Linked DNA regions of Homo sapiens: region 2 is linked to region 1. A link is an interaction called in ENCODE POLR2A ChIA-PET data of the cell type or tissue named here. Cell type or tissue: A673. All regions are shown on one strand. Links, peaks and the distances in the headings refer to the core of each region. The heading gives the core; the rest is flanking DNA.

The links. Peaks named below come from ENCODE experiments on the same cell type or tissue, not always from the same donor. Only the 100,000 strongest peaks of a DNase experiment are listed, where the experiment ranks them.
Region 2: POLR2A ChIA-PET joins it to region 1 with 6 read pairs; 3 of 35 experiments call an interaction of 5 or more read pairs at or near these places.

What each region holds. Positions count from the first base shown.
Region 1 is chr14:60,653,544-60,670,187 of GRCh38, reverse strand. No RefSeq gene overlaps it. Among named protein-coding and RNA genes, the nearest start is that of SIX1, 12 kb to the right of the region's middle. RefSeq lists enhancers at 12,578-12,877, 14,422-15,256, 14,455-16,644, 16,337-16,644 and a silencer at 12,958-13,227. In A673, for the core only: no CTCF peak of the experiment used is centred there; a DNase peak (open chromatin) is centred at 10,707; H3K27ac peaks cover 1,073 bases.
Region 2 is chr14:61,034,076-61,050,719 of GRCh38, reverse strand. SLC38A6 (solute carrier family 38 member 6) reads right to left here. Exons shown (of 16, transcript NM_153811.3): 7 at 13,579-13,661; 8 at 13,037-13,095; 9 at 7,508-7,573; 10 at 7,217-7,270; 11 at 5,295-5,374; 12 at 4,553-4,653; 13 at 84-208. It overlaps LOC101927756 (a long non-coding RNA gene), which reads left to right and starts at 1,317. Exons shown (of 5, transcript XR_943921.2): 1 at 1,317-1,404; 2 at 5,184-5,246; 3 at 9,384-9,529. In A673, for the core only: no CTCF peak of the experiment used is centred there; no DNase peak of the experiment used is centred there.

The sequences.
Region 1 (16,644 bases), core at 8,323-12,322:
ACCCTGTCTCTACTAAAATACAAAAAATTACCCAGGTGTGGTGGCGCACGCCCATAGTCCCAGCTACTCGGGAGGCTGAGGCAGAGGAATCACTTGAACCTGGGACGTGGAGGCTGCAGTAACTGAAATCACGCCACTGCACTGCAGCCTGGAGACAGAGCAAGACTTCATCTCAAAAAAAAAAAAAAAAAAAAAGGAAAAGAAAACAGAAAGTACAGGTTTTTTTCAGCATATGAGGCTAGAACTCTTGGATATCCAGATGGAGAAAAATAACACAAAGTTGGTGATATGGTTTGGCTGTGTCCCCACCCAAATCTCAAGTTGAATTGTATCTCCCAGAATTCCTACATGTTGTGGGAGGGACCCAGGGGGAGGTAATTGAATCATGGGGGCTGGTGTTTCCCATACTATTCTTGTGATAGTAAGTCTCAGGAGATCTGATGGGTTTATCAAGGGTTTCCACTTTTGCTTCTTCCTCATTTTTCTCTTACTGCTACCATTTAAGAAGTGACTTTCGTCTCCTACCATGATTCTGAGGCCTCCTCAGCCATGTGGAACTGTAAGTCCAATTATACCTCCTTTTGTTCCCAGTTTCAGGTATGTCTTTATCAGCAGCATGAAAATGAACTAATAGATTTGACCTCCACCTTATACCATATACAAAAATTATTCAAGATTGCTCAAAAATATAAATATCAAATTAAAAAAATCAAACTTCTAGAAAAAAATAGGAGAGAATCTTCATGATTTTAGGGTAGGCAAAGATTTCTTAAACAGGATAAAAAGACAATAACCATACAAGAATAAAAACATAATTGGACTTCATGGAAATAAAAAGTTTTTTGTTTACTAAAAAATATCCATAAAAGAGTGAACAGGCAAGTCACAGGCAAGGATAATATTATCATTATCTATCCATCTGTCTAACAAAGGGGTTCTTTCCAGAATCTATAAAGAACTTATACAAATCAAATAAGACAAAAATATTTTTATAAGGAATGGGCAAAAGGCTTGAATAAGTACCACACAAAAGAGAATATCCAAATGGCCATTATGTGTATGAAAAGATAGACAACATCATTATTCTTCAGGCAAGTGCAAATTTAAACTACAAGACACCATTACACATTTACGAGAGTCTAAAAACTTAAAAGACTGAAAATACTGAATATTGGGAAGAATGTGGAGCAACTGGAACTCTCATACAACTGCTGTTGGGAGTGTAACTTTGGAAAACTCTCTGACAGTGTCTGTTAAAGCTACACACACATACTCTATGACTCAGCAATTTTTTGGCCAGCTTTTTTGAGGTATAATTGACAAATAATAATTGTATATATTTACAGTGTACAACATGATATTTTAATATATGTATACATTGTGAAATGACTATAATAATTTATACTTTAATCATACTATGATCAAGCTAATTAACATATCCATCACCTCACATAGTTATCTTTTTTGTGTGTGGTGAGAACGTTTTGAGATCCACTCTTTTAGCAATTTTTGTGTATATATTATTATCAACCATATTCACCATGTTGTGCAATAGATCTCCAGAACTTACTCATCCTCTTTACGGAAACTTTGTACCCTTCAACCAACATCCCCCCTCGCCCTCCCAGCCTCTAGCAACCACCATTCTACTCTGTTTCTATGAGTTTGACTTTTTCAGATTTCACAGATTTTAGTGAGATTGTGCAGTATTTGTCTTCTGTGCCTGCTTTATTTCACTTAGCATAATGTGCTCCGGGTTCATCCATGTTGTTGCAAATGACAAGATTTCCTTCTTTTTTAAGGCTGTATAGTATACACATTTTCTTTATCCATTCATTCATCAATGAACACTTAGGCTGACTTATCTTGGTGATTTATTGTTAATGCAGTTAGCGTCTTACGTATATGTAAATAGAATGCTGCAATAAACCTAGGGGTGAAGATGTCTCTTTGACATACTAATTTCATTTCCCCTGGGTATATACCCTGAAGTGGGATTGCTATATCATATGATAGTTATATTTTTAATTTTCTGAGGAGCCTCCATACTGTTTTCCCTAATGTCTGTACTAATTCACATGCCCACCAACAGTGTACAAGGGTTCTATTTTCTGTGTCCTTGCCAAAACTTATCTTTCATCTTTCTGATAACAGCCATTCTAACAGATATGAGGCAATATCTCACTGTGGCTTTAATTTGCATTTTCCTGGTGATTAGTGATGCTGAGCATTTTTTCATACATCTGTTGGTCATTTGTATGTCTTCTTTGACTTAGCAATTCCACTTCAGGTATATAACCAAGAGATATGAGAATTTATGCCCAATGGAAGACATATACAAGTATGTTGACAGCAGCTTTATTTATTCCAGTAAAAAACTGGAATCAACTCCAATGCCCATTAGCAGCAGAGTGGATAACTAATCTAATTTGTAGTCATATGATGGAATATAACATATTAATAAAAAAGAATGAATGGCTAATATGCACAACAGCATGAATGAGTCCACAAATATATATATATATATATACATATATTTTTTTTTTTTTTTTTTTTTTGAGACAGAATTTCGCTCTTGTCACCCAGACTGGAGTACGGTGGTGCGATCTCAGCTCACTGAAACCTCTGCCTCCTGGGTTCAAGCAATTCTCCTGCCTCAGACTCCTGAGTAGCTGGGATTACAGGCACACACCACCACACCCGGCTAATTTTTGTATTTTTAGTCGAGATGGGGTTTGCCATGTTGGCCAGGCTGGTCTCGAACTCCTGACCTCAGGCTATCTGCCCACCTTGGCATCCTAAAGTGCTGGAATTATAGGCGTGAGCCACCATGCCCAGCCTTCACAGGTATTATGTTGAGCATAGACGTCATAAAACTATTTGCTTTCATTGATATTATATTCAAGAACAGGCAAAATGAATTAATATTACAAGTCAGCATCTAATATTAGAAGTCTTCTGACTTCTAATAATAATTCACTTTGCCTGATCGTCTCTGGGTAGGTGGGTAAAGTGGCAAGAGAGAACTTTCTGAGGTATTAATAGTAGAAATGTGTTATGTATCTGGATGATGGTTACTCAGATGATACATATGTTAAAAAGCCATTGACCTGTATACTTTAGATTTGTACACTTTCTTATCATCTCTTTATATTTACTTAGACATAATTTTGAAAGATGCTAACTGCATTAATAATAAAAATGAAAAATTTTAAATTTGCCGCATTTTCCCAATTATTCGCGAAGATTAAACAGGCATTTAGGGAAAGATAGTTTTTTGTATATTGTCAAGGGTAGTACAAAATGGTACACATTTTTGAAGGCCAATCAAATAATATACATCAAAATTTTAATACATCTACCCCAGTTGGGCATGGTGGCTCACACCTATAGTCCCAGCACTTTGGGAGACTGAGGTGGGAGGATTGCTTGAGTCCAGAAGTTCAAGACCAGCCTGGGCAATGTAGTGAAACCCTGTCTCTACAAAAATAAAAAAATTGGTGGGGCATGGTGGTGTGTACCTGCAGTCCCAGCTACTCAATAGGTTGAGGAGGGAAGATTGCTTGAGCCCAGGAGGTGGAAGCTGCAGTGAGCTGTGACTGTGCCACTGCACTCTAGTCTGGGCAACAGAGTGAGACACTGTCTGAAAAAATATATATGTGTGTGTGTGTGTGTGTGTGTGTATGTGTGTGTGTGTGTGGGTGGGTGTATGTATATATGTGTGGGTATATATATACACACACATACATGTACACACATATATATGTAAAAATATATATATACCCTTTGACTCAGCAATTTAACTTTTAGCAATTTACCCTAACAAAATATTCATACAAGTACTCAAAGATATGTGTGAAAAGATAGTAATAAAACATTAGTCATACAAGAAAAAGCTTGGGGAAAAAAGACATGTTCATCAACATGTCTTCAATGATTATCTAAATTATCTAAAATAGATAATTAAAATAATACCCATGAAATATGTTATAGCCATTAAAGAGCTTGAGGTTTATCTATATGTTTTGATATACTAAAAATGAGACTGAATTGTGTAAACAAAGATGGGAAAGCTCAGGCTTCTAGCCCCCATATCCAGTTACTTAGCTACTCTGTCTCAGTTTCTTTATTTGTAAAATAAAGTTAATAATATTGTCCTTCCTAATCCATCTCACAAGTGAGGATCAAGTGTAAGAAGCCCTTTGAAAGACGGAAAGTGTTACGGAAGTGCAAAGTGTGACTCCCGAAATAACATTCCCTTTTTAACTAAAACTTTGTTTCTCTTAAATCACCACTCAGTCCAGATTTATTTTCCCTATCACTGATTTAGACCAGTGTTTCTCAAACTGTAGGTAGCAAAGTATGGGCACCAGATCAAAATGGATGTGGAAACATTATTAAAACATTATTAAAAGTACTGAGCCCAGTCTCAACCTACCAAAGTTTTTGAAACCCTGTTTTAGATGGAAATGGGCATTAAGGCCATCGTTTCTCTTTCATTTAGAAGAATTTGGGCTGACTCTCATTCATGGAAGCCTCCAACTTTGGCTTTATCTGTCTTGGCTTATCATTTGTCCTCAATGCAGGAGTCAAATGGGCTAGTAAAGTAGTACAAATGGTACCCGCATTTATGAAATCCCAATAGCAGCCAAATACATTTGATGAAAAGAACAATGTGATGCCACATTATAGACAAACATGAATCCCAGTTTAGCTTTAAGAACCGCAGCTGTTGGAAAACACCATCTCCTGGGCAGCTGCTTTGGCTACTGTCCGCAATTAATTTAGCAGAGTCTCAAAAATAGAAAGCAGCCTCTGTTCTGTTATATAATAAACAGTGCTTTATTTGAAATGACAATATTTACTTTTCCTATAGTGAACTCCAGCAGTCTACTAGGCAGTGGGCAAACAGTAGAAATACCTAAAATGGAAACTTGAGAAAGCAGTTTAGCTAGTACAGTTTATTTTCTACTTGACCAACAAGTAATTAGAAGAGCCCCTCCACGTTACTCACATTTTATCTAGTTTGTACAGGATCATGGGTTCCATGTGACTTTATGATCACCATGCACATCTTTCTTGTTTTGATGTGTCTTGAAATATGCAAGACAGATGTGAAATAATGAGGTCTCCAATATTCAAGTGTTTAAGCAGAGCTGAGGGCTGTCCCATCAAGAATGTTTTCTAAAGGATTCTACTAAGATTGGCAGGTTCAACTGCCAATTGACTTCTCAGCCTCTTCCAACAGCAAAGAGTCTGGCGTCTATGTTTCTATTATCTCATTTTCAAGTTATCTTTAAAGGGAAAATATTATAAATTATGATTATTAATTTTTTCAGTATTTAATATCTTTTATAAATGAGAAGCTGTGATTTATGTTATTTATTATAAAAACCCTTTATAAACCTTTATAAGCAAAAAATGACCTCTATTTGCAATGTAGAAAACCACTTTTTTTTTTTTTTTTTTTTTGAGACGGAGTCTCCCTCTGTCGCCCAGGCTGGAGTGCAGTGGTGTGATCTCTGCTCACAGCAACCTCTGACTCCCGGGCTCATGTGATTTTTCTGTCTCAGCCTCCCAAGTAGCTGGGACTGCAGGCACGTACCACCATGCCTGGCTAATTTTTGTGTTTTTAGTAGAGACGGGATTTCACCATTTTGGCCAGGCTGGTCTTGAACTCCAGACCTCAGGTAATCTGCCTGCCTCAGCCTCCCAAAGTGCTGGGATTACAGGCGTGAGCCACTGTGCCCAGCCTGGACAACCACTTTTAACTTCTTCATACAGTCTATTTTCTACTCCTTTTATCATATTGTGACAACTCTCCAGAGCTTCTCCATTTCTTGCAAATCTTGAGGGAGGGCAGGTCTAATTGAGTCACAGTATTCCACAGGGGTCATGTACAATGAAGAGATGTTTAAAAATTTTTGGCCTTTTAAGCTGGCATTTAGCTAGCAATACTGGATACTCTGCAGTGTTCATTGGATGATGAGATTTGCTTAATTTTTGCAACGGTGCTTGGATTTTCTTCAGAGGTTTTTCTTTCTTGTCACTCCTGATCTGGTGTCACTTCCTACTATCTCATTTAGCAAGACCAATCACTTAAAAAGGACAAATGATTTCATACCTAATTACTAGTTAGAAACATTTTAATTCCTACAAAATTCTTCAGAAACCCAAAGATTCTCCTCCCATCCTGCCAAAAATCTAATCTACAAGTCCTCTTTAGAATGGTACAAAGAAAAGTAAATTTTGATTAGGTAAAAATTTGAAGTTTAGATTTTATTCCTGCTGATTTGTTATGCTCTACTCTTAGGCAGAGTGGATGTTTATTCTCAAAGGATAGCCCACCGACCAGTTGCATCAAAATTATCTGGGGTGCGGCCAGGCACGGTGGCTCATGCCTGTAATTCCAGCACTCTGGGAGGCTGAGGTGGGTGGATCACCTGAGGTCAGAAGTTTGAGACCAGCCTGGCCAACATGGTAAAACTCCATCTCTACTAAAAATACAAAACTTAGCTGGACATGGTGGCGAGCGCCTGTAATCCCAGCTACTCTGGAGGCTGAGGCTGGCGAATTGTTGGAACCCGGGAGGCGGAGGTGGCAGTGAGCCGACATCGTGCCATTGCACTCCAGCCTGGGCAACAGAGCGAAACTCTGTCTCAAAAAAAAATTATCTGGGGTGCTTGTTAAAATGCAGATTTCATGGTCCCACTTTAAACCGAGGGAATCAGAAACTCTTGGGGCAGGGTCCTGTAAACTGTATTTTATAAATGCTTCAGGTCAATTGCATGTACATTACAGTTTGTGAAGCATTGCCCTAAAGATCAACCAAATTCTTAATTTCTAGTGTATCTTATATTTCTTCTCCTCAATAAGCCAAAGAAAGAATTGTAAGCATTAAAAGTACAGGCCAAATCTTGTCATAGAATGTGTATTCTATTGTAACTCTGTTTATGATCACTTAATAGCTTCTGTGTGGGACAGTTAAGCTGTAGTAATTACCTCATGGTTCTGTAATCTGTATGTCTCCTCCCACATGACATTTGTACCAACTAAGACTATGGCTTACTTCCAGACAGAATGGAAGAACTACCAGATCTAGGTGGGCTGATGCCACTTCATGTTACATCGTTTTTCTTGGTAATTTAAAGACATTTATCAAATTTCTCACAAATCTTGACCCTGAATTATAGAGGAGAAAAATATTTTACAAAAACTCACTAAATCCAAGTCACTTTAATCACTGACCTCTTTGCGAAAAATTGCCTTTTAAATAAATTGGGAAGGATCTGGGATTTATAGCTCTTGCCCCCAAACTGCCTCTGAATTATATTACCTTAAGCAAATTATGCGACCTCTCTGCCACGGTGTTTTGGATTTTTTTTTTTAAACAGGGTCTTGCTCTGTTGCCCAGGCTGAAGTGCAGTGGTACAATCATAGCTCGCTATAGCCTCAAACTCCTGGGCTCAAGTAATCCTCTGGCTACAGCCTCTGCAGTAACTGGGACCAGAGACACATATCACCATGCCCGGCTTTTAAAATTTTTTTGTAGAGACAGGGTCTCACTATGTTTCCCAGGCTGGTCTTGAACTCCTGGGCTCAAGTGATCCTCCCATCTCAGCCTCCTAAAGTGTTGGCATTACAGGCTTGAGTCACTGTGCCCAGCTCTTGCTATGTTTTTGTAATAGAGATAATCACTGTTTGTAATAAGGATGATATTTCCCAAAATTTTGAGATGGATGAGATCAGGCTTGTAAAATATTACATGTTCTTGAATGAGGTATGGTAAAAGAAATGAAAATTGGGCTGTGTGCAGTGGCTCACACCTATAATCCCAGAACATTGAGAGGCTGAGGTGGGTGGATCACCTGAGGTTAGGAGTTCAAGACCAGCCTGACCAATATAGTGAAACCTGGTCTCTTCTAAAAATACAAAAATTAGCTGGGCATGGTGGCAGGCACCTGTAATCCCAGCTACTTGGGAGGCTGAGGCAGGAGAATCGCTTGAACCTGGGAGGCGGAGGTTGCAGTGAGGCTGAGATCGTGTCATTGCACTCCAGCCTGGGTTACAGAGTGAGACTCCTCAAAAAAAAAAAAAAAAAAAAAGAAAGAAAAAAGAAAAAAAATTATTACTATTCCTTGTATAGGCTGTTAATGAGTTATTAACCTATCATTAATGAATCTGCCTCTTGAAGTATTTCACTTCTTGTTTTTTCAGGCTTACTAGAGTGATGCAATCTGCTCATAAATTTTCCTGGAGTATTTGGGGAACTTTAAAATTGAAAAAGCAACATAATCTCCCTCCCAAACACACATGCACACACACATATGCATGCACTTGCACTCCCTAAGACCACAGCGTGCATCTTTATCTTCACTTTCTATTGACTAGATTGATTGAACTTACTAAACCATTTGGGTCATCAAAGCCTCAAGTGCCTTGGGTTAGCTAAAGTATCACAAAGTCCACTAGCTCATTAGCAGTAAACCCTAATGTAGCAAAGTGATTAGAAATAAATTATTTACTTGATGTCATTTGGTTGTAAAAATCATCCTTCCCATTTATAGTTTCAGTTGCAATTATGCAAAACTGTTATTTTAAAATTTTGCTCATTCAAAATTAAGGATTTTTGAGAATCTGATTAGACACAAAGCAAAACCAACACCTATCTGCATATCGCCATCATTAAATTCTTTAGTAATGAGGAACCCCTAGTTGGCTCAAGAGAATGTTTAAAGATTGTTCCAATATTTTCGATTTGCAGAGTAGGAAAAAGGATTTCAAAGTATCATTGAGTCTACTTGTTTGAAACCGATTAGCATACATTGTTGTGTTATTTTTAAAGTTAATTTTATAAGCACAAGATATGTAACCTTTATGAAAAAAGAAAAAACTGGAAAAAGAATCAGAATCTGGTATATATAAACAGATAAAATGGGTTGACAAGGTCTGGGTGCGGTGACTCACAACTGTAATCCCAGCACTTTGGAAGGCTGAGACTCGGGTGGGGGATCACTTGAGGTCAGGAGTTTGAGACCAGCCTGGCCAACCTGGTGAAACCTTGTTTCTACTAAAAATACAAAAATTAGCCGGTCATGGTGGCGGGCGCCTGTAATCCCAGCTACTCAGAAGACTGAGGCAAGAGAATCGCTTGAACCCCAGAGGCAGAGGTTGCGGTGAGCAGAGATTGTACCACTGCGCTCCAGCCTGGGCGACACAGGGAGACTCCGTCTCAAAAAAAAAAAAAAAAAAAAAAAAGGTTGACAAGTAGCCAGGCATGGTGGCACATGCCTGTAGTCCCAGCTACTCAGGAGGCTATTGTGGGAGGATTGCTTGAGCCCAGGAGTTTGAGTCCAGCCTGGAAAATGTAGCAAGATCCTATCTATAAAAAAGGAAAAAAAAATGCGTTGACAGATACAAAGAAAAATAAGTGAGGAATACATGTAATGGTGTGTTAAGGCTACTCCTCTTGGACTGTGGGTCCATATGAAAAAAAAAATGTTCTGGAACTCAGTAACAAATCACTATTGAGAAGTTCCTTACAGGGTGACATAAAAGTATTATTATTATTTTTGTTGAGACGTAGTCTCACTCTTGTCGCCCAAGCTGGAGTGCAGTGGCACGATCTCAACTCACTGCAACCTCTGCCTCCTGGGTTCAAGCAATTCTCCTGCCTCAGCCTCTTGAGTAGCTGGGATTACAGGTGAGCGCCACCACGCCCGGCTAATTTTTGTATTTTCGGTAGAGACGGGGTTTCACCATGTTGGCCAGGCTGGTCTCGAACGCCTGACCTTGTGATGCGCCCCACCTCAGCCTCCCAAAGTGTTGGGATTACAGGCTTGAGCCACTGCGCCTGGCCTACCTAAAGGTATTTTTATCCATCTTTACAGTGGCTGCAAAGAGATCTGGGGATAGTTCAGTTGCTTTGGTTTTTTTGTTTTGTTTTGTTTTGAGATGTAGTCTTGCTCTGTCATCCAGGCTGGAGTGCAGTGGTGCGATCTCGGCTCACTGCAACCTCTGCTGCCCAGGTTCAAGTGATTCTCCTGCCTCAGCCTCCTGAGTATCTGGGATTACAAGCATGCGCCACCATGCCCAGCCAATTTCTGTATTTTTAGTAGAAATGGGGTTTCACTATATTGGCCAGGCTGGTCTCGAACTCCTGACCTCAGGTGATCCGCCCACCTTGGCCTCCCAAAGTGCTGTGATTACAGGTGTGAGCTACTGTGTCCGGCCAGTTGCCTTGGTTTGGTTGACTTCACTTCTTGAACAAATTTGAGGATGAAACAATCACAAATGTTTCTAATATTTTCTGAACAAGGAAGTGAGATGTTAGCACCTTTTTTTTCAGTACTGTATCTACCATTATAGCATCTGTTGGGTAGTCTTAATTTCAAGCCTTCTAGAAAAAGCAGTATATTCTGATTTGAGAGTTTCTCCCACATGGTAAAAATAAAATGTGAAATTTCAGTAACTGGCATAAAAAATTTTAGTAGTACCCAGGAAGTTTTCAGAAACTAGTGTTTTCATATAATATGGAAGTTTCAGTGTTTTGAAGGTTCAGTAAATAATGAGTACACAAGAGTGAAGTCTAAATTACCCATACAGAAGGGTAACCCTATAGCCCACATGTCTGGATTCATGTATGCAGATGGACAGATACACTTCATTTCTCCTGGGAAGTTGAGCTCTAAAAAGCTATCACTCAGAACAGACAGTTTTATGACTGCATGAAAAGAAAAGGAAAGATGACGAAGTTGCTATAAAAATGAAAGGCCTTTTGGAGTATTAACAGCTGAAAACATTAAGATTTCAATGAAGAAACAAAAATCAGCCTTAAACTGCAAATTAAAAAGAAAAAGAAAAAAACTTTTGCATAGGGTTTGAAGCATATGGACACCCACCCAGCTAGCAGTGAGGGCAATGGGAGCCCCAGACTTTAGCTTATTAAAGATGACCTTTCCCCTCTCTAAAATTTCAAAGCTGACGTTTCAAGTGCTGAGCAGACTGTGTGCCATATGTAACATGACCTCAGCTCCACTCTGCCTGAGCACTGATGGCATCACTAATGAGAGGTGAAAGGTCCTTTTCTTGCAGCTTTTTCAGAAATCCACCAATTCTTGCCTGTGAAGTAAGGCTCCTCCCTCCCCTCCCTTGGTTTCAAGAGAACGGCATTTAATACACAGCCTCAAAACATTTTTATTACCGTCAATTTGCTTATAGCCATAGCCAAATGGCAGGATGTACAATCACATGCAGAAGAAAATATTTATTTTGACTCAGAAGGCAAAGGGATTAAGAGAACATTGTATTAACCTTGCCTTTCATCTATGTTTTAAAGGGAAAGTCTCCTGAGGCATCCATTGAAGTTCTATTTTTTAATAAAGAGTATCAAAGGCTTTTAGGAGACCAGGTGTGTGTTTAACTGAGAGGAGGAGAGGAAGGAAAGAAGCTTCACGAGAGAGAAAAGGCAGTTTTCACAAAGCTGCTTCAGAGACTGCAAAAAGATGTATGTGCTGGAATCTGTTACAGGCATTCCTAACAGCCAGCCTCCTTCACCGTCCCCCCACCCCTTTTTTTCTGCTGCTTGGAAACAAAATAGCTTTTTTTCCAAGCAGGTTGTTATCATATTCATGGCATGGTCAATTTCCGTTTGCCAAGAAAATATTTAGGCTGATCAAAGAAATTAGAAAATCCGCTGAATAGAAACAGACGTTCCCACAAGAGAAGCGCTTCTCAATGTGAAGAGGCAGGCGGACTGCAGCCCACCCAGTTACTCCTAGGAAATAAGTCTCCTGCCAAAGGCGGAACTACAAGGCCACCTGGATTCTACTGGAGGGGCTACAGAAGAGTCAAGACTTCACAGGAAATTCAAATAGAGACTGGAGTTTGAGGCGCTCTGGCGGCAGAGGTGGATGGAGATGATCGGCTCTAGTATCTATGTACAAATCAGGAGGGCCTTTAAATATGTCCATGAATCCAGAGCGACCTTTCAAGGCAGAAGATAAGTGAGTCTGGGATCCTTTTGTTTTGCTTTGCCTGGTTTACTACGCTCATGGAAAGGCAAGAACAAATTATCCTGGGTAGATGACAGAGAAGTATGTACTTTTGGAATGGAGGGATGGCTGTTTCACCCGCATTAATACAAGTTCAGTCTTTTTGATGTGTGGATTTGGGTGGAGAATGGTTGATAGTAGTTGTCTTTGGGACCTTATTGGTCTCTGCGTGTGCTCCCCGACCAGTTGGTGATGGTAAATGAGAGGGTCTTCCATCTCTTTGCTGTTCCTGGGCAATGCGCGGCCAAAAGCATTGCCACTTGCTGCGGCGCTTCAACGCGAATGACTGGCTGGGGTCGCGGCTTCCGGCCGCAGATTCCACGAAACCGAGAAGCCAACTCGGCTTCATGAAAGGAGATCCCGATTTCCCCGCTCGCCTCGGGCAAATTGAGGCACCTCATTCGCCAGCGAAGCGTCGCCGTCCTTATCCCAACGCCTCCAGTTTTTGGAGGGAAAAAGTGAGGGAGGGATGGCCCTAAAAGAAGGCGATTATGGAAACAGCTAAAGAAGCCAAAGAAAACTCCCTCCTCGCGAGTGCCGTCCGGGGCTACGTGGCGCTGGCGAAGCCAAGGTGGGCTGAGCGGTCCCCAGGCTTTGGGCCGAGAATCCGCTCCGCTACCCCAGACCCTTCCCGCCGCGCGCTCTTCACTCCGGGGACTCGGCGGAGCAGATTTTCTTTCTTTCTTTTTTTTTTGTTGTTGTTGTTGTTTCGGTTCCTGCCGGCCAGGCGAAAACTCCTTTGCCAGGAAGACAGCGCCCTCTTTCTCCTCCGGCCGCGCCGCCGCCGGCCTGCGCCGGCTCTCCGCTCCACTGACCTCCCCGCGCCTCGTTGTGGTCCCCGCCCTTCAGGCCCCGGCCCCTCTTCCCTCAAGCCCCGACGCCTGTGGGCCCCATGCACCGCCCGAGGGAACAACCCCAGAGAGCGCCGGGCCAGCCCGGCGAGATAGCGCGACCTCTGGCTACAAGCCTGGGCGGAGTCGGCCCCGGCGCAGACGCGGCGCCCAAGAGCTCCCGCACAGCCCGGGGAGGGAGTTTCTGGTGCAGGCGGCGGGGCGACGGGTGAGGCCCAGCTCTGCGAGACCCCGCTCTGCGAGCCAGCGGGCGGGGCCGCCAGCACACCGGGCGGTGAAGCCTCCCCGGCGTCCGCGCGCGGATACTTGGCTGCGCGCGCGCACCTGGCACAGCGAGTTATACTGAGGCTCAGGATCAGTCCGCGAAACGTGGACCCGGGCCTGCACGAGGGTTGATGGGTGAGGGTGGCGGGTGAACTTGAGTAGAGGTAAGGAAAGATCTTACGGCCTTCTTCCTAGTCCTAAAAGCGTCCCTCGCAGCCCGCCTGCTTGCTGGCAGCCTCACCCTGCTGGCTTCCAGGAGGGCTTTGTCAAGCACTGCAGCGGTGTTGGAAACCTTGTTGCAAAGTCCAAGCCTAAGCGAGTGGGCGAGACGCGCAGAGGGGCATGGATGAGTGGGCACCTTCCCAGCACCCTCTACCCAGTATCTCTTTTCCCACTGCTCAGAGGACTGGTGATTCAGACAAACGCCGCTCGGCCCTTTTGGGAACAGAGGCGGTCGAGCTTCTGTCTGCGAAAATCTGGATCCTTTAGAACCCGAGCAATATGCTCGTGTGAGAATGCAAAAACAGATCCCACGGCTTGGGTATGCACCGACTGAGGTACAGGCCTGAAGTGCTCCCATCCCCCGAATTCCTACCCGCTTGTGGGAGCCACAGGGGTAGTTTGCTTCCAGCTGACCCTACTGTACAACACAGGCGGCTCCCAGAAATGCACTAATTGAGTCACAAACCACTGGCCTCCACTAACAAAGCGATCCATCTCAGCAGCTCAGCGCCCAATTTGTCCGCAGCACTTTCTTCCGCAATTCAGAAGCATTATCTTGTTTTAAAAAGTATCACGGCAGAGACGTGGCAATTATCCTGAGCTCGGGTTACACTAAATGGCTTAGGCTGAGAAATGGAAGAATACAAATGCCGCGAACGTGCTGATTGCCTCGCTGCCGAGCCTGGACCGGGGGTAGGGGAGGCGAACTAGAGCTTTCGGCCGGGGAGAAGGGAGGCAGGCGCAAGTTCCCACTTGTGGTCGTCTCCGGGTGGCACCAGCGAGAAAGGAGTGTTGGCCCTTTATCTCTAAAGGCTAAGGATTCCCAGCGACGAATCCCCAAAGGTCGAGGGAGAAGAGGTCATATCCCAACATGACCAGGCCAAGCTTCTGGTCTCAGGGTCTGGGGTTTGGGTCAGGAACAGGTTGGGAACTTCAGGCACTGCTGGGATGAGGAACAGGAGAAAGGTCAAGGGTTAGTGAATGAGATGGGGGCGGGGGGGCGGGACAGAGATTCCAGTTTCTCTTCAGGACACCCACTCTACAATTGGGCAATTGGGGAGGAGGAAGGCATTGGGAGAAAACAACCCGAAGGAAAAAGAAGCTGGCTCTTTGCAATGGGAGAAGGGGTTCACTCCTGAACTAGGGGCAGGCCTGCGCCTGGGCGGACGCTGTAGGGTGGGAACGCTCGATAACTGGAGAGTCCCAGAGACCACCAGGCCTTTCCGCACCAGGAAAAAAAAAAAAAATCTGCTCTGAGAATCTTCATCTCGGTCCACCAGGGTGAGTTTGGGCCTGGAAAATGGGGGAAAGAAAAGAGAGTAGCGAAAGGTTTTCGGGTTGCGGCGCCCCGCGTGCAGACGTCTGCTCTCCCCAGCCGCCCAGCCTGCTGTGGCAGCCACGCTGTGCGCGTGTCTTTATCCTTCAGTTCAAACCAGCCCCCACATCTTGAAGTAATCAGCAGCCGAGAAGAGACTTGTCCCCCTGGCATCTCAGGTTAAAGAAGGAGGTCCAGGAAAATGTGGTAGAGCCATTACAAGAAACCCGAGCCGCAGTCATCAGGGACTCCAATTGCCATCGCATTAGGATTGATTAGAGACCAGCAGTACCGTAATGACCCGGAAAGAGGGGCAGCCGGGGATTATTAATATCAGAATGCGGGGGTGGGGGGGGAGTGGGTGGGCAAAGTGGGTAGGGAGAAGTTTCAAATTACTAGGATTTATATGTAAGTGCAGGTTTACCTGAGGAAACCAGATAGTCAGTGAATCACGCTAACGATAAATCTAATTGCATTTCAAATTTCACGAAGCCTGATTTTTTTGGAGAGTGGAGTAAAACCATCATGAAACCAAGCCAATATCTTAGTTTTTATAAACACATAGTTTTATAAGCTTATTGTAAGAATTCAAGTGAAGAGATGGGGAGGGGTGCTAAATGTCTGCTTTCCTTGTCACTGGGCCTCCTTACCATTTGGACTCCAAATAGCTTGATTTTTCTTCTCGTGGGAGTACATTTTTGAGTCGCTTTGGTTCTTCCCTCCAGGGATATGGGGCAATGGAGTGGACATTTTTTCAGAGCCTGCAGAGGAGTAATAAACCAAAATTTAAGTGAAGCAGTGATACCTGGGTAGTGGTTTTTGTTTTTTGTTTTGTTGAAGACATGAATGATCAGGATCCCAAGGAGATGTGGAGAAGAGTGGTTTGTCTCCTTCCTCCAAATATGAGCCAAAACAAATCAGCCCCTGATGGTCTGGGCTGAAATGCAGCTCACTGGATAATTAACTCCATCTTTCCAGTCCACCCTAACTGTTTATTTAGTGTCACCCTGCATTACCGTCACTAGCACTTTCCTCTGAACAGGAGGAGCTGCAGGCTTTCACCTCCCAAAAGGAAATTCTTTTTAGCTTAGACAGATGTGGTATTCAGGATGTACATAAGTTGAGAAAAAAAAGTTGATTGGAAATTCAATGGAAGATAGCGGTTTTGGAGAGTTTCATTTCATAAACCTGCCCTAAGGAGACATTTTAAAAAACAGGGAATGGGGGGTGGGGCGCAGAGTCCCTTTAATTCTTAAGAATTGTTTCTTGTGACACCTTGGCTCCACTTTCCAGAGAGGTAGTTGGCATCTGATGTTGAGTAGGGTCTTCTAGCTCAAACCTGGCGATTGGTCAGAGCTTTCTCAGAGGGCAATTTGTTAACCCTTTTCTCCCCTAGGTGGCCAATACACCTTTGCCCGCCCTCCGTGCAGGCTACACCATCTATTGCCCGCCCTCCACTCCCTGTGAAAGGTTCTCGCCAAGTAAGGCCTACTACACCGCCCAGACTTGAGGGTCTACTTTCAAGAGAACTTACCTGCGCTGCCTCAGTGGGTGACATAAGCACACTCTGTGAAACCTCACAGCGCCCAGTCCCGGAGAGAAAAAAACGAGCGCCCAGAGCCGAGGGGAAGGGAGAGGGAGGGAAGGAGGAAGAAAGAGGAGGATGAGAAGAGGAAGAGGAAAAACAATGAGAAAGAAGAGAGAGAGATAAGGAGAGAGAATGAGAAACAGGTTCACATACAGACAGAATGAACGAGCGTCCTCTTTCAGATGGAGAAAAGAGTTAGAGACACACTCTGGGAAAGACCTGCCACGGGGACACACGTAGAGGGAGAGAGAGAATAACTCTTCCAAAGACACACACCCCAGCTCTGTTCCCCTCCAGTCTGAGCTCCCTCCCAGTGCTTGACCCTCAGTCGGTCCATCAGTCTGTGTGTGT
Region 2 (16,644 bases), core at 5,777-9,776, 380 kb before region 1:
AAACATTCTATTCTGCAAAGAATTAGTGTTTCCCTATTAGGAAGCGTCTATACTAGGCAACAAAACCCTTTAAGAGTACTTACAGGGAAGTGGATTAGAGGGACTGTCAAAAGCACAGCAAATAGTATGCATAACTTCACAGTCATGACAACAACATCATGTGATAAGTATTTACTATAACCTTTTAGTAATTCTGACTCCACTTTGTCTGTAAATAAAATAATAAGGATCACATTATAAAGTACTAAGGTATCAATAGTAACAAAATTGTTTTCCTTTGCACTAATGGATGATAACAGATTTTAGATTCCCATTACCAAATCCTGGCCTTTCCCCTAGCCTATGAAACACAGAGACATTAATTAAATATCTTCTTGAAACCTAACACCCTTTTTCCTTTAATAAAAACCAGAATAAGCAGAACCTCTCAAATTATGACAATGAATATGTATACTAAATTATCTCTTTGGAACTTTTCCATAATCTAAGGGTTTGAACATTTGTGCTGTTTGTTTATAAAGTGCTTTCACACGTGTTGTTGAATTTAGTCCCCATGATAACAATATTAATACGCAGGTAGGTCCAAAAGTGTTAAATGATTTGCCTAAGATCACATAACACAAAGGGGCAGTGCCATACACCTACTTCTTTTTGGTGCTAGAGACAGCATCTTTTCCTCAATACCACAACGTTTTCTAGAATCTCAGAGCTTGGTGCATGTTACGTTTCATCTGTGGATTCATGTTTTATGAAAAAAAGAGAAGTGTTAGGGAAATGTCTTACTTAGTAGGCCAGTGTGTGGTGGTCAGCAATAGGATTTATACATGCCGACCAAGCTTTGCTCCAGTGTTCTTGCATTCTCACAATGTCTCCCTAACCTCAACCCAGACAAGGGGAAAGAAGACTGAGGGTGCTCAGAAACACTGGATATCAGTGTTTTGTGGGAAAATATCAGTTTGTACTTAAAATAGAATGGTGCCTTTTAATTTGAGAGTGTTTCAGAAAGGATACTTTGAGGGAAACCAAAAACAAAAGGAAACATACCTCTGTTCTCAGGGAACTTTAAGAAGAGATGAGATGAATACACATAGCTATGATAGAAAGTGTGATATACACATGTAAGTGGCCAGAGAGTTCTAAACAAGAGCTATGGAGATTCTAAACTGTGATGACATAGAACATGTTCAAACCCCACCAGTAACTAGCAACTTACACTGAGTCTCTCAGTTCCTACATCTTTAAAATGGGGATGGCCATATACTAAACTATAGGGTTACTGAGAACATTACATGAGTCAATGAATGTGTGCTGATGTTCAAAGATGTGGGGGAAGAGATTCTCTAGAAGCAAGGAGCAGCACAAACAAAGCAAAGGGAATGTGCATCTGAGAAAATAAGTGGTCTAGTAAGTACTACAGTGGATGAAACAGTGTGTGGGTGATAGGGCTGGAAATGCATTTCAGACCTAGTAATACAGTTCTGCATGAGATGTGGCCTCAACCTGGTAGGCCACAGAAATGCAATAATGACTTACAAAGAACAGTGTATTATGATCTGAACTAAAGCAGGAGTACGGATTGGAAGAAAAAGAGACCCCAAACAGGCATAACAGCTACTGTTACAATCACTGAGAGGTAAAGAGAATCTGAACTAGACTAGTGATAATGGAAACAGGAGAGAAATGAATTGTCCAAAGTATCAAAAACATACTTTACACAATGTGGGATTTGGACTAAGTAGGAGACTAAGAAGAGCCAGGAAATCTGGATTCTATTTCCAAATCTGTGAGATACTTGTGAGTCTTTGGAGAAATATGGCAAACTATTTTATTTCCATTTTCTGAATCATAAAATGAGCTATTAACACTTCTTGCTTAACAACCTCATAGACTTTTTAAATGGCCTGGTTATTATGCAACATTTGGGCACTGGCCTGGCTCACCAGAGGAACCCTTTTCTCTTCCTTTCACAGCTGTAATCAGAGCAAGTATCATTAATCTAGGTACATACCTATAAGTCCCTTTAATCTGACAAATTTAGAAATTAAACTTTAGGAGCTCTGGATAAAAGGATCCAAAGCAGCTCCTGAATCTTGAAGAACTAGATTTATTACAAATTCAAAATAGATGTCACATGTCCACTTTCTACTTTCCCAGGATGAAAACACTTCTTCTGAGCCAGTCACTCTGTGTTCTTAACTGAGCCATAACATATGTGAGGGATAGAGTGGTGCATGCTTCCCTGGATTCAGACAAATCTCTACAAATCTCAGAAAGGGCCTAATGGTGATCTCTGCAAGTTATATATGCCATTGAAGTCAGGAGGCTGTCCTGTTTAATACACATTGTCAAACAGGGTATTAAGTTTACAAAGATTATCACAAAGTAGCAGAAATAACACTGGATTAGTATTCAGGAAACCTGCCTTTAATTCTGTGACAGGTCACTTCACCTCTCTGGGCTTTAGTTGTTCATCTGTAAAATGAATTGGAAGCCTTAAGTTGAGGCTAGCCCTTATAAGATCTCAGGTTCAACCAGCAATTTCTTCCTATGACACAAAGCTCCTGTTATCCTGGTAGAAAGATATGATCAAAGGTTTTTCTTGGTTATGATTCACAATCCAAGAGCAAATCAATATCTGCCTCTTCTGTCTTTGGAGAAGAACTTACTACTTTTGTATCATTTATTCTATTTATGTATGTATGTATGTATGTATGTATGTATGTATGTATGTATGTATGTATGTATCTATCTATCTATCTATCTAATCTATCATCTATTCATCCACCCATCTATCTGCCTACCCACCTACCTATTAATCAATCATATACCTACCTACCATGTGATTTTCTTAGATGTGTATTTCTCTATTATATAAAATTTGCATACTCTGAAGAATTTGCATTAGTGGAGAAGAGATTAAATCAGAGACAACATAATGGTTTTACTTGATATTAGACAAATCCCTGTCTAGGAAACATGCCATCTACATGATGAAAACCTTTAGCCTTTGTGTTCAAGCAGCAATGTTAGATAGATAGATTATACATAGATACATACATAGATAGATGCCTAGAGCTTAAGTGAGTCATATTTTTCTAAAAGATCACCTTAACAAAAACTTGGAATAAAGGAAATCTGGCTTCTATAGCACAATTTCTGAGTAGACAACACAGTAATAAAGGCATTGGCTTTGGAGAGAGACAAAACTAGATTCAAATCCCAATTCCACTATTAACTGGCTTCAAGTATCTGGTCTAATTACTCAACCTAAATGAACCTACACTGAGCTTGCAGAATTGTTATAAGGATTAAGTTAGGGAGTATATATAAAATACCTGACACTGTCTTAAATGTTAGCTCAATAAATGTATTAGCTTCCATCCTTCCTCCACATCCCTTTCAATCTAATACAGCTACAATTTAATACAGTTTCTAAGCACCTAATGGTGATTCATCTAACAATTTCTCAGCCAGCCTGGATATTGGCAAGCCATCTGAGGTTTCTTCCAGATAGTTCTATTTATCCATAGGGAGAAGAAGGAGGTCAGTTTTTTTGGACTTTTTCTTATTGCTGAAGATCCCTAAATATAATAGTGTTTGTGCCAGGTAGCAATTTTAATAAAAGAAATATATAGCTATTCCACTATACAAAATATTTTTGGATCCCAAGAGACCCTGTTACAGTATCTTATTGACACAGAAAAGTCTTATTGAGTTCAAGTCTGTATAAAAACTAACAAACCCAACATCCAAAAATAAAGTTTATATATTTAAGTAATTTTGTTTTATTAATGATGATCAGAAAAGCTTGACAATCTGTTTTAACTTTCTTTGTAGCGTCTCTAGCAGGGCACCATGCTCACATTGGAAATAATGCTTTTCCTGATGGTGTACACAGAACTTTACTTTTTCTTGAGGTTCTTATCAGAAGAGGAAAAAAAGTCAACATACAAAGCAGACAGTTTTTGCAAAAGAAATAAAACACAATTTTATTTTTGTTGCATAAATTTAAAAGAACCTGTAAAAATAATTAAGGAGGAAGGTCATGGTGCATCATAGAATGCACATCTGCTGAATCCTGTGATAATTAGATCTGAAGGCAGAGATGTCTGACATCTAAGTATACAGATATAGTTCTGTGTAAAACCCTTTCCTTTCTCAACTTGTTCTTTTGCAATTAAGATGACTGACTCACCCAACCCCCACACTTCTGAATTAGACTAATATATTGAATTCAAAATTTAAGAAAAACAGAATCATTAAAATTGCACATTTTTTCTTATAGAAAGAATCATGTCCCTAAGCCTGAAGTTTTACTTAAGTGTTTAAGAAAATTTTCATAAGAAGTCATTAATCTTAAACCTGAACTACCTTTCTAAAAGAAAGATAATCCAATTGTTTAGGCCTCAAGAGCCACCACAGTACTGCATTGTAATTTGGTGATCTGAGCAAATTAACTTAGTAATAAAAGGCATAGGTAAAGTCTATAGATTGGCGTGAGGCCATCTATGTAACTATTATTTTGTCATCTATAATTTTAAAATGTACTTACCATAAAAAGTGAGGTACCCAAAGAGTGCAGATATAAAATAAATGAGAAAACTTAAAGCAATTGCTGTATTGGTAACATTCTGCATTCTTTTCTTTGAAGGACTAAAAGACAAAAATGACAAAGGTAGAATAAGTGATCTGAATTATATGTAAAGAAACAAGTATGTCCTAAGCTGGTCGAGAGAATTCCTCATTCAAGAACAACTCCATCAATAACTATACACTAGAAGTCCTCATTCGAAATTAGTACACAAAGATTACACTTCTTCCTTTTTTTTTTTTTGAGACAGAGTCTTGCTCTGTCGCCCAGGCTGGAATACAGTAGTGTGATCTCGGCTCACTGTAACCTCCACCTCCTGGGTTCAAGCGATTCTCCTGCCTCAGCCTCACAAGTAGCTGGGATTACAGGTGCCCGCCACCACGTCCGGCTATTTTTTTTGTATTTTTAGTAGAGACGGGGTTTCACCATGTTGGCCAGGCTGGTCTTGAACTCCTGACCTCAGGTGACCCGCCTGCCTCGGCCTCCCAAAGTGCTGGGATTACAGGCCAGCCTCAAAGATTACACTTCTAGGAAACATTCTTAACTTGGACAGAACTAACTCTTGTTTGTTTTGTTTTAAACTAACACTTAGGATCCACTGATGAGAGGAAAGGATTAATAAAAGAGGATGTCATTCAATCCGAAAGCCTTAGAGGTAAAAAGATACACAATATATTTAAAATATTCCAGGATTCTACAGTACCTTTGAAGTTCACAGTATATGGGCAATATTGAGGTATGGCAGAGAAATGAAAAAGCCATGGTTGGTAAGGCATAAGCACTCTGAAAAAAATTTTAAAGAGACAAAATTATTAAATGCCACTCTACTGAAACCATTATTTCATTTGACAACAAACTCAGTTCTTTAAAAAATCAATTTGATTACATTTATTTCATCTTTAATGAGTCTTCTCTTTATAAAATAAGAATTTTTTAAAAGAGAAAAACACTTGTGATCCAGCAAATATTTTATTTGATAGTGGGCTTGCCTGTACTAGCCAGAATATTTTTTATTTGGCTGCCCATACCATGCTGCTTTTACTACAATCACTACTTCTACATTATCTGGATAAGATTTTAAAAATTACATAAGATAAATAATATTTAAATGAGATAAAAATAACATTTTAGAAATGCTCTTTTTTAATTCTCTGTCTTCTAAATGTACGCACAATTTAAATGTATCTTATTACTCTAAGCAGCACTAATAGTTAATGCTCTTGAACCTGCTTTCATGAACTCAATCCAAGGGAATACTGAAAATATTAATCACATTTTAATATTGCCAGCATCTTTGATTAGGATCTCTTTCAATGGGAATGAATATCATTTATTCTAGACCTACAAACTCTTAAGAGATCCAATGTAATATACAAATATAAGGTTTTGTTTTGTTTTTATTATTAGAATACTTAAGAGTCAGAGTAAAGCAAAAAAAGTTACCATTTAAGTGAAAATACCATCTTTACCAAATAGACGATGGTGATCTATTTTCTCCTTTCTGCTCTAAAAAAATTTCCACTTAACTAACTTCAGGCTCTTAAACAAAAGAAATTCCAGAAATGAAGACCTATCTTGGGACATAATGCCTAGAGTCTTAAAATATCTGAAGGGGGTTAGGAGAGAGGAAGCTGTAGTGTTTCCTGAGGCTGGACTAGGAAAATGAGAGTTTAATTCACAAATTCTCCATTTCATATATTGCTCAGTTTCCTGGCTTGTCAATTATCCTACCTAGATCTTTACGGCACCTGGAGGTCTTTACCATGTAAAAGATGTGGTAATCTCCCTTTTGGGACCAGAGAGATATTTCTCATTTAAAAACTAGAGATAAAAAGGAAAATTCTGCATGGTGGAGTAACCAAGCTAACATTCTACACTAATAGAGTTTTACATGAGCAGGGGGGATTCTAGCATCTGGGAACTATACAAAATAGCATTTCAGCAGAGTCAGAAAGTATAGACAAATAAGCCTGCAGCAACAGGGAAGACTTTGAGCTCTTCTAGAGTGGTAAAGCAGAGACCATCCATGTCACAGTTCTTGTCTCCTCTGCTGATGCTCAGGGGCTCTTACAGGCATTTCCAGTATCCTATGGCTTTTAGGGAAGGCAAAGGGACTTGGTCTCCTAGTCTCTACTCCTGGCATCATGAATTTCAACTTTGGAATGTCGGCCAGAAGATATATTGGCAGTGCTCAATCCCTAGTCCAATGATGAGGCTGTTTAGCTACAGACCAAGGTTCTACTCACAGGGGAAGAGTTTTTGATATAATTGGCTATTTAGCTTTACAAGTGCAGAGGGCAACAGGAAGTTGGTATACACAGAGGACCTTATTGGCCAGACCAGACATTCGGTAAATCTGTTCTTTCAGGCAGAGGCCCATTTAAAACAGGCTCCATTCAAAGGCATACCAGGAAAAAAAAAAAAAAAAAAAAAAAGGTGGCTGTTTCATAATAGGCCACCCTGTGTTAAATAATAGTAGTCTTCTGGTAGGCAATCCTATACTTAGCACTTTCATGAAAATTAATTAGTCACAGGTACAAAGACCTAAGAGACCCTGTTACACAAACCTCTTAAAACTTGAAATGTGAAAAATCAACTAAAAGTATCTGTTAATAACTTACACACCTCTTTGGAGAAATGAAAGAGCTTTGGCTTACAATCATCTGTAACATTTGAAATCTGTTTAAGAGCATTGAGGGGAAAAAGAGAAACCAACAGCCATTAAATTTCAGAATATATCAATAAAAATGATGAATTTATTATTACTAGGCTTTCAAATGAAAGTATTTCAAAACAAAGTTCTAAAATGCAATATAGCCATTACTTTTTCATCAATCAGAAAAGAATCATTAGTCTTTCTTTTCTTTTTAGTTAAAATAAAAAGGAAGAAACTGAAAAGAAAATATAAGCTATTACCTGGAAACCTTTCTCTACATAATTTAATGTCAGAGGACAAGGGATGGACCATTTTTTAATTATTACCTAAAAAAGTAAACAGAATCAGCACTCAGATCATTTCTTATAAAATTAATAAGAAACTGAATTGAAATAGGTCAGTATCATTTCAATTAAATAAGATGCTAATAGAAGAGTCTCTGCTTCTGTGACTTTTCCCGGTTAGAATGGGGTCAACATTTAACATGGTCACCTGTGGTAGGGAGGCGGTTGGAGACTGCAGGGTGTTAAGTAGAGATCTCCCCCATTAAAGACTAAGGGTACTCCTGTGTCAACTTTCAAAATTCCAACAGCATCAAGGCATTTTTTTTTAAGTGCAACTCAAAACAGGAACATGATGTTTTCAGTGACTGTCACACAGGAATATGGTTATTTGTAGAGTAGGTATTAGTGAATAGAGAAACATTTAACAGCAGTTTATGGAAAGGCCACAGGAAGAAATAAGTACAGACTTTATACTCAGAAGGAGCTCAGGGATTTCTGATGTACACATTAAGTGCTGCCCCTCCTTACTTTTACAGATCTGAATTATTTTTGGTTAATGTGGAGAAAGCTGGCTGGAATAGGAGCATATAGCTAGGGAACTCCAGCTGGTAAAAACAAACAAACAAACAAAAAAAACATTAAAAGAAATCCAGAGGGATGCTGTTTCCCAGAATTAATCAATGAAAATGTTTCATGTTTTTACTCTTAATTGTGGCCATCCTGTTATCAGACCTATAGCTGTGGCTCTGTCAATATTACCATTGTTGCTGTTGTTTCAGGGCACATAATTACTCTGTAAATGTTTGCTCCAGGGTGAATCCCAGTGCACAAAAGGACAAGAAAGAATAAAGGAAGTATTTGTTCTTTGTAGGAGACCAATATGTAAACACAATTTCTATTCCTACTTGGTATTTACCTAGTTTTGGATTTTGACTAATTTAATCAAAATTTTACACAGTGATAAAACAAATATAAGGAAAACATATACTTTTAGGATTAAGTTAATGAGTGAACTAAAGAATCACTCTTAATTAAAAACCTCACCAAGAAAAAAATTACTGTAGAAGGATAAACTAGACAAGCTGCTTTGACATTTCTAGGTAAGTTTTCAATATGACATAAAATGAAACGGTCAACTTACCAAAAGGAAATAACAAAATCAAAAGCAATAATCTCACCATCATTATCTTTATAGGTTTTCAAAGAAAAACAACAACAACAAAAAAAAACGATGAGGATGAGGTGAGGGTGAAACTGCTCCAAATTCAGTTTCTTTTCTTGTTTTTTTTAAGACAGGGTCTCACTCTGTCACCCAGCCTGGAGTGCAGTAACACAATCTCAGCTCACTGCAACCTCCACCTCCCAGGCTCAAACCATCCTTCCACCTCAGCCTCCCGAGTGCCTGGGACTACAGGTGTGTGGCCATCACACCCAGCTAATTTTTGTGTTTTTTGTAGAGAATAGATTTTGCCATGTTGCCCAGGCTGGTCTCAAACTCCTAGGCTCAAGTAATCCGCCTGTCCCAGGCTCCCAAAGTGTGGGATTACAGGCGTGAGCCACTGCACAGGCCCAAATTCAGTTTCTTATATTTTCCCCTAACTAACAGTGGTAGTGTTGGCAGAAAAAATCATTTACTGAGGACTTGCTGTGCACCAGGTACCTAGATAAACTCTGTATGTGAGCTGCCTCATTTATCAGTTGTTATTTCTTAAGCTTTCAAATCAAAATATTTCAAAGCAATGCTCCAAAGTGCAATATTATCATTAATTTTTATTAATTTGAAAAAAATAAGAAGTAGCCTGATTTTATATTAATAGACAGTTCAGTTACTACAGCTAATTTCTCTGCAAAGATCCATCCCAACTCCAAGCCTGTATGGTGGTATGGGGTGGATAGAGATGATGTCCCACAAAGCAGAAGTACAGAACGGGAGTGAAACGAGACCCAACAACAGAGAGGAAAGATTAACAGGAAGTCCTTGCTTAGGTTGGTAAGAAGGTAAGTCTTGGGGTTGGAATGACAAAGGGAAAAAGGAGACTAAGTATTAAAAATATTTGTTCACTTGCACAAAAGGCCTCCCTTCCTTCTCTCTGCTCTAAGCCCTTTGCTTCTTTTGTGGCTCAACTCAAGTTGTATTTCCTCTAAAATCCTTCTTTACTCTAGCTCTCAGTGAGCCTTCTCTCCTCTCAACTCTTGAGACTCTTATTCTGAAGCAAATATATCAATACTTATTTATATATTGCACACACTGTTCTCCATGTTTGAAAAGAAATTTATCTCCCCTACTAGATTGACAGATCCTTAAGACTAGTGTCCAGGTTAAATTTCCACATCCTAAAATGCCTAACATAGTGTTCAGTAGAAGCAAAGCTTCTGACTAAAAACCATTTAAATAATTCTCTATTTCAGGCCAGTGCAGTGGCTCACGCCTATAATCTCAGCACTTTGGGAGGCCAAGGTGGGAGGATCACTTGAACATAGGAGTTCAAGGCTAGCCTGGGCAACATAATGGGACTCTGTCTCTACCAACATTTAAAAAAAAATTTATCTGGCCAGGCGCGGTGGCTCACACCTGTAATCCCAGCACTTTGGGAGGCCCAGGCGGGCGGATCATGAGGTCTGGAGATCGAGACCATCCTGGCTAACACGGTCAAACCCTGTCTCTACTAAAAATACAAAAAATTAGCCAGGCGTGGTGGCGGGTGCCTATGGTTCCAGCTACTCGTGAGGCTGAGGCAAGAGAATGCTGTGAACCTGGGAGGCGGAGCTTGCAGTGAGCCGAGATGGCGCCACTGCACTCCAGCCTGGGTGACAGAGTGAGACTCCATCTCAAAAAAAAAAAAAAAAAAATTATCCAGGCGTGGTGGTATGCAGCTGTAGTTCTAGTGATTCAGGAAGCTGAGGCAGAAGAATCACCTAAGCCCGGCAGTTTGAGTCTGCAGTGAGCTATGATCATGCCACTGCACTCCAGTCTGGGTGACTGGAGAGAGTGAGATTCTGTCTCTTAAAAAAAAAAGTTGTCTAACTGGATTACCGACGTATTAAAACGTTGCTTAGAATACTAATCTGTACTTAAGATAGAACTTTTAGAACGAATGGTAATCCGCTTGTGCTCTAAAATACACCAAAAAAAAAGTAAATTTACCAAAAAAAGGTAAATCCATCTTGATGGTATCATTCTGAGACAGATATAATTTATTTTTAAAATTGCAAAATATTTTAGAGGGGGCAAAAATTTAGGTTAAATTTTTTTAATGAAAATACAGATCTGGGAGAACAGATAAAATATAGGTTTTAGTTTATATTATTCAAAGAATATAAGAAAATAATAGTTCCTGAACTGATTTTTAAAAAATATGATATAAATGCTATACATATTTACAAACACATATTGACAAGAATAATAAATGAAAAACTGGTATCCTTCCAAAATTCTGGGTTAATATATATACGTTTCCTTTTCCTAACCACTATGTATTTTAAAAGATAACATTCAGAGAATCTAAAATAAATATGGTGGCTGGGCACGGTGGCTCACGCCTGTAATCCCAGCACTTTGGGAGGCCGAGGTGGGTGGATCACTTGAGGTCAGGAGTTCAAGACTTGCCTGGCTAACATGGTGAAACACCATCTCTACTAAAAATACAAAAAAAAAAAAAAAAAATTAGCATGCACCTGAAATCCCAGCTACTTGGGAGGCTGAGTCAGGAGAATTGCTTGAACCCAGGAGATGTAAGTCACAGTGAACTGAGATCGTGCCACTGCACTCCACCCTGGGTGACAGAGCAAAACTCTGTCTCAAAATAAATAAATAAATAAATAATAAAATAAACATGCCAATTAAAAAGAGTATTTAAAAAAGCATACAGAGTATTCTTCATTGCCCCACTGTAGATTAAACTGTGCTCACAGGTAAAAATCTGAGCAGATGGTTTATAAGGCATTACAATAAATGTAGAATATGGGTATTATTTCCATATGGCTGCTACATTAGAAATCTGCATTGAATTAAAGAGTATCTGTCATGACAGAAACAAAACTACAGTAGACATATCATATCAATACATTTAACCTGCTTTAAGCTATTGGCTATGAAAACTAAATTACTCCTATCTATGCAATGATTGCATTGCCAATTATCTGTGAGAGAAAAATTCAATATGTTATCTATACTGATTCTCTTTAATATCCATACATTCATTTGCATATGTAGGCCACTTCTAACCACACTTCTCAACAATCAAATGATGATGGAAATATTTAGTTTTTTTCTTTTTCAATATGGAGCCTACAAAGTGTATGTTCAATTCACTTATCTGTAAGATATAAGTCAGACAACTGGGGAGAGAAGAAGAGGAATGATTTTAATGTTGTTAAATTCAACAAATGATTAAATGTAAACACTGTTAAATGTTTTTAGTTTTAAGAGCATTCAATAGAGAATAAATGCTTATATATACTAAAATCAGAGTCACTTCCACTTTGTTTAAATAATTTAAAGTTATTTTATCCCTGTGTCTCAGAAGATAGCTTAGCCTAAGTTAAATGCACCCTAGGTTGTTTTGACAGCTTTGAAATCTGGATCTTTAATATGGCTTAACTACTGATGTGCTGTTCTGCTCTTACATATGGCTGTTTCTTTCATGCATTTTCAAAAACAAGAAAGAGTTGAACCAAGCTTATGAAAAGCTCATTTGGACATGTATATTCTTGGAAAGTTAAAAATGTTTATTTCTACTTAAGGTTTGACATTTAGATACTGATTATGGAATAAACTGCTATACAAAGAAAAAAGACTTAAAAAATTTCACACAAAGGTACTATCTTTAGAATGTTAAGATGTTTTAGAAGAATTAGAAGGAAATAAATTTAAATTCTTATCTTTATATTATTTTATAATATCAAAATAAGTTAAATTTACCATCTGATATTTTTATATAATAAAAATGAGCTAATTAAAAAATAAGGAATATATCCCACATGTGAAGAAAAATATTTGTAGTAGTGTTTTTATGAGAATTTATCTATGCTGAATAAACCAGACAAAATAGAATTCAGTCAACCCAGTTCTTACTAGATCTCCTCAATGTAGTACCAGAAGCTCTGTTTTTTTATTAATGGAATAAAGTTTCAAAATTAAGATGACTAGTCTCAAACAGATTTTACAGATTAGAACCAGACTGATTCTTCATACAGTATGGTACAGGAATAAATTTACACACCTACACAAAGAATTACACTCCATCTAGGATTTTAACAGAATTGGCACGCTCTCCTCTCTAGTTAACCACAAGAAATGCTGAATTTGAAATGCTGTTCTAGCTAAGCCTCTTCAAAATAGATACAATGAAGGAAATAATTTAATGGAACAAAAGTGCTTTTAATAACACAGTGAAATAAAATGAGATACCCTTCCCAACACAAAACAGTTAAAAGTAAAAAAGACTAACACAATGAGTCCAATTTTAGTGAGGAGATAAGCAATGTATTATATTTTAAACTTACCACAAGAGCAAAGAACATCATAAAGAAAAATGATAAACTACTTGTGTAGCCAAGAAAGCCTGTAAAATAACAGTAAAATAAAAAGCAATTTATAAGGAAAGCGATTTTAACGTACAACTAAAGCTATACATCTTAGGCATGTTTTCTATTATAGTGGTTGGTATCTGGGGCTTAGGGCTCAGAATAACAACATTCCAACTATCTGTCACAGATCATTTATGTAGCTCTGTACAGCAGAATTGGAACTGGCTTACCACTAATGGTACACTGTAAGGAAAGGCTGCTCTTTAATGTTCCGCTGTAAAGATTTTATTTTAGTGGGGCAGACAAAATACTACTGCAAACCAAGTAATAGGTTAACTAGGCAGGGCTGAAGGCTGAACAACCTAAAATAAGGCCAAGTTTAAAATTATACACAACCACCATCCTTCTGCCAAAAATGTGGTACTGTGAAATTTTAAAGCCCCTTAATATTTGTCTCTCTTTCCCTCCCTCCCTTCTTTCCTTTTTCTAAACAAATAATGTGCTCTATAAAGACTTACCTATTTTGGGAAGAAGTGCAAGAGGGAACACAATGCCAACACATATGATTATTAGTAGTGTTTGTCCATCAAGATACCAATATCTATTATAAAAAAAGTTCTACTTTAGGCATGGGACTCCAGTGTTTGTTCTGACACACACACACACACACACACACACACACACACACACACACACACAGAGTTATAACCATTACAACCAGCTATTAGGAAAAGCCTACTTCCTTTCATTAAAATGTTCTTGTGGGATCCTATTTTTCTTATTAATGAATTGACATTTAGAAATGAATAAAAACAAAGAGATGCCATTTCCAACTACTGAATTAATAAATATTTAAAAATAAGATAATAGTCAACATTAGTGAGGAGTGATGAGGTGTGTAAAAAGCTGGTGAAAATGCAAATTATATAAATTACCTTTCTGGAAAGCAATTTGGCAATAGATATAAAGAATTTTCAAATAATTATATACTTGAAAACACTTATAAAAGACTATTAAAAATAATAAGAACATACACTTTTTGTAAATTTTTATTTTATTTAAGTTCCGTAGAACATGTGCAGAATGTGCAGGCTTGTTACGTAGGTATACATGTGCCATGGTGGTATGCTGCACCTATCAACCCGTCATCTAGGTTTTAAGCCCTGCATGCATTAGGTATTTGTCCTAATGCTCCCCCTCCCCTTGCCCCCACCCACCAACAGGCCCCAGTCTGTGATGTTCCCCTCCCTGTGTTCATGTGCTCTCATTGCTCAACTCTCACTTACGAGTGAGAACATGCGGTGTTTGGTTTTCTGTTCCTGAAGAACAAAGACTTTTATAAAAAGATGTTTACTGAAAACATTTAAAATAATAAAAATTGAAAACAAACCTCCAAGACCATGATAATTTTGAAATAACAATATACTGAATATTCAGTAAACATCATATATTTGTGTGTATATAGCATGATAATTTTGAGGAAAAACATGGATGCATTAAAAATGGAAAGGAACTAAAATATATTGATAGCCATTATCTCTGGGTGGTAAAATAATAGGTCATTTTTCTTCTTTATAGTTTTCTATATACATTTTTCCAAATTTCAGGAAAGGGCATTAATCACCAATTGTAAAATATTAAAATTTTCATATAAAGGCATTAGAATACAGAATGAGAAAAAGGTAGGTTAACGTGATTTTGTATTTGTTCATTGAAAAAAACAAAACTGGATGCACATATAAAGCCAGAAGGATATACTTAAAATACCAAAAAGTAGATATTTTTATGTGATAGCAATATGAGCAATATGTGAGATACATATGTAGACATTTTTAAAAGTTAAAGTTAATTCCCAAGACCTCAATAGATTTGTATGCAAAGGAGAAACAATTCATGAAAGAAATACAACTAGTAAATACACATGAAGAAAATCCAATCACTGGTGCTAATTAAAGAAATAATGAGACTGTTTCAATTAATCTAGCAAAATTAGTAAACAAAAATATTCAAGGATGTGGCACAACTGGACTTCATACATTGCTAGTGATCGTGCCAATTAGTACTATCTCTTGGAAAAACAATGATTATATGTAGCAAGAGCAATAAAAATGTAGTGGCAATCTAAGAAAATAAAATAGAGAAAATTCTATGTATGTGAAGCTGTTGAATATATTATTATAATATTGAGAAGCTGGAGGAAAACTCTATATACCCAACATTTGAAAATATTTAGAACAGCATACTCAATGGAATGTTACGTGGCTTTAAGAAAAAACACAATGAATAAAATGGAAAATGATGATGATATAAATATAATTATTAACTATAGTTTTGAAAGCTTTTGCGAAAAATTCAAAAGAATTAAAAGGACAGTGACTAGGTTAGAGATGTTATGCATGATTTTTCTTTGCTTTTTTTTCTCAATTTTCTTTATCGTAGCTGTCAGATATTTACACTTAAGTGTATACACATACATACACACGCACAATAGTAACAAAGTAAAACTTATGCAAAAATGGGAGCTTGGGGCATCAAAGACCAATAGGGACTTTTTCAAATTGTTTGGTAGATAATCTCAAAATTCCCACTTTGCAATAACGCATCCTCTTTCATTCTCTGCCAGATACCAGTCTCCCACTGCCATGTTAAATTAGGCAAAGGTCTTCTACATGGATTTCAACCAGTGGCTTCTAACATGAACTTAATTGTTACTGTTGGGTGCTGACAACTTCCTCTTTAACAGAACAAGAGAAGGAGCAGCTGCAGAAACAGCACCATGATGACACTTTTCCCTTCTCCACCCTAATTTGTATCATTAGGAAATACATATGCCAGAAACTATAACCTATGCATAAGTATTTACAGCTTTAGTGGACCTGAAGCTTTGCTCTCTCCATTTGCACATGCCCCTCAATTCCTGGTATGCAGGAAGTACTAAAAGAGTACACATATCAATAATACAAAAATGATACTCAACGTGTTTATCTTCTAGTCACTCTTGAGTAAGAATCAAAACAGAAACTTCAAAAGATCTTTCATTGAGGAACACCTGGCAACCAAATTTCTGAAGCTGGCAAAAGGCCCAGGGCTCTATGTCTGAAATGTGTTTCCTTCTGGGACCCAATGTTAGACCCAGACAGTTGCAGTGCCAGGAGGAAAAATGCCCAAAGGAGTACCAAAGGAGATTCCATCTGTTAGTTTTGCTGTCTCTCGTAGATAACAATACCGCATTATACACTTGAAAATCTGTTGAGAGTGCAGATTTCATGTCAAGTGTTCTTACCGTAATAAAATAAAACAAAAAATTATTATAAGCCAATTTCACTCTTTAAAAGAAAAAAAAATGTCACGAAGCTAAAGTTGTACAAAAGGGAGCATTTAATCCCCAGGACCAGGACTCTTTTCTCTTGCACAGGAATAAAGGAACACTTTTTGAAATTCTGTACACCAGTTACTTTATACTATTTCAGATCACAATTCATTTATGTCCATAAAAGTCATATAACTGACCAAAGCACTGAACTGTGGGACTGAAGATAACTTTACCTCCTCCCAGCAGTAACTCAGAATCACAGTTATGGAAT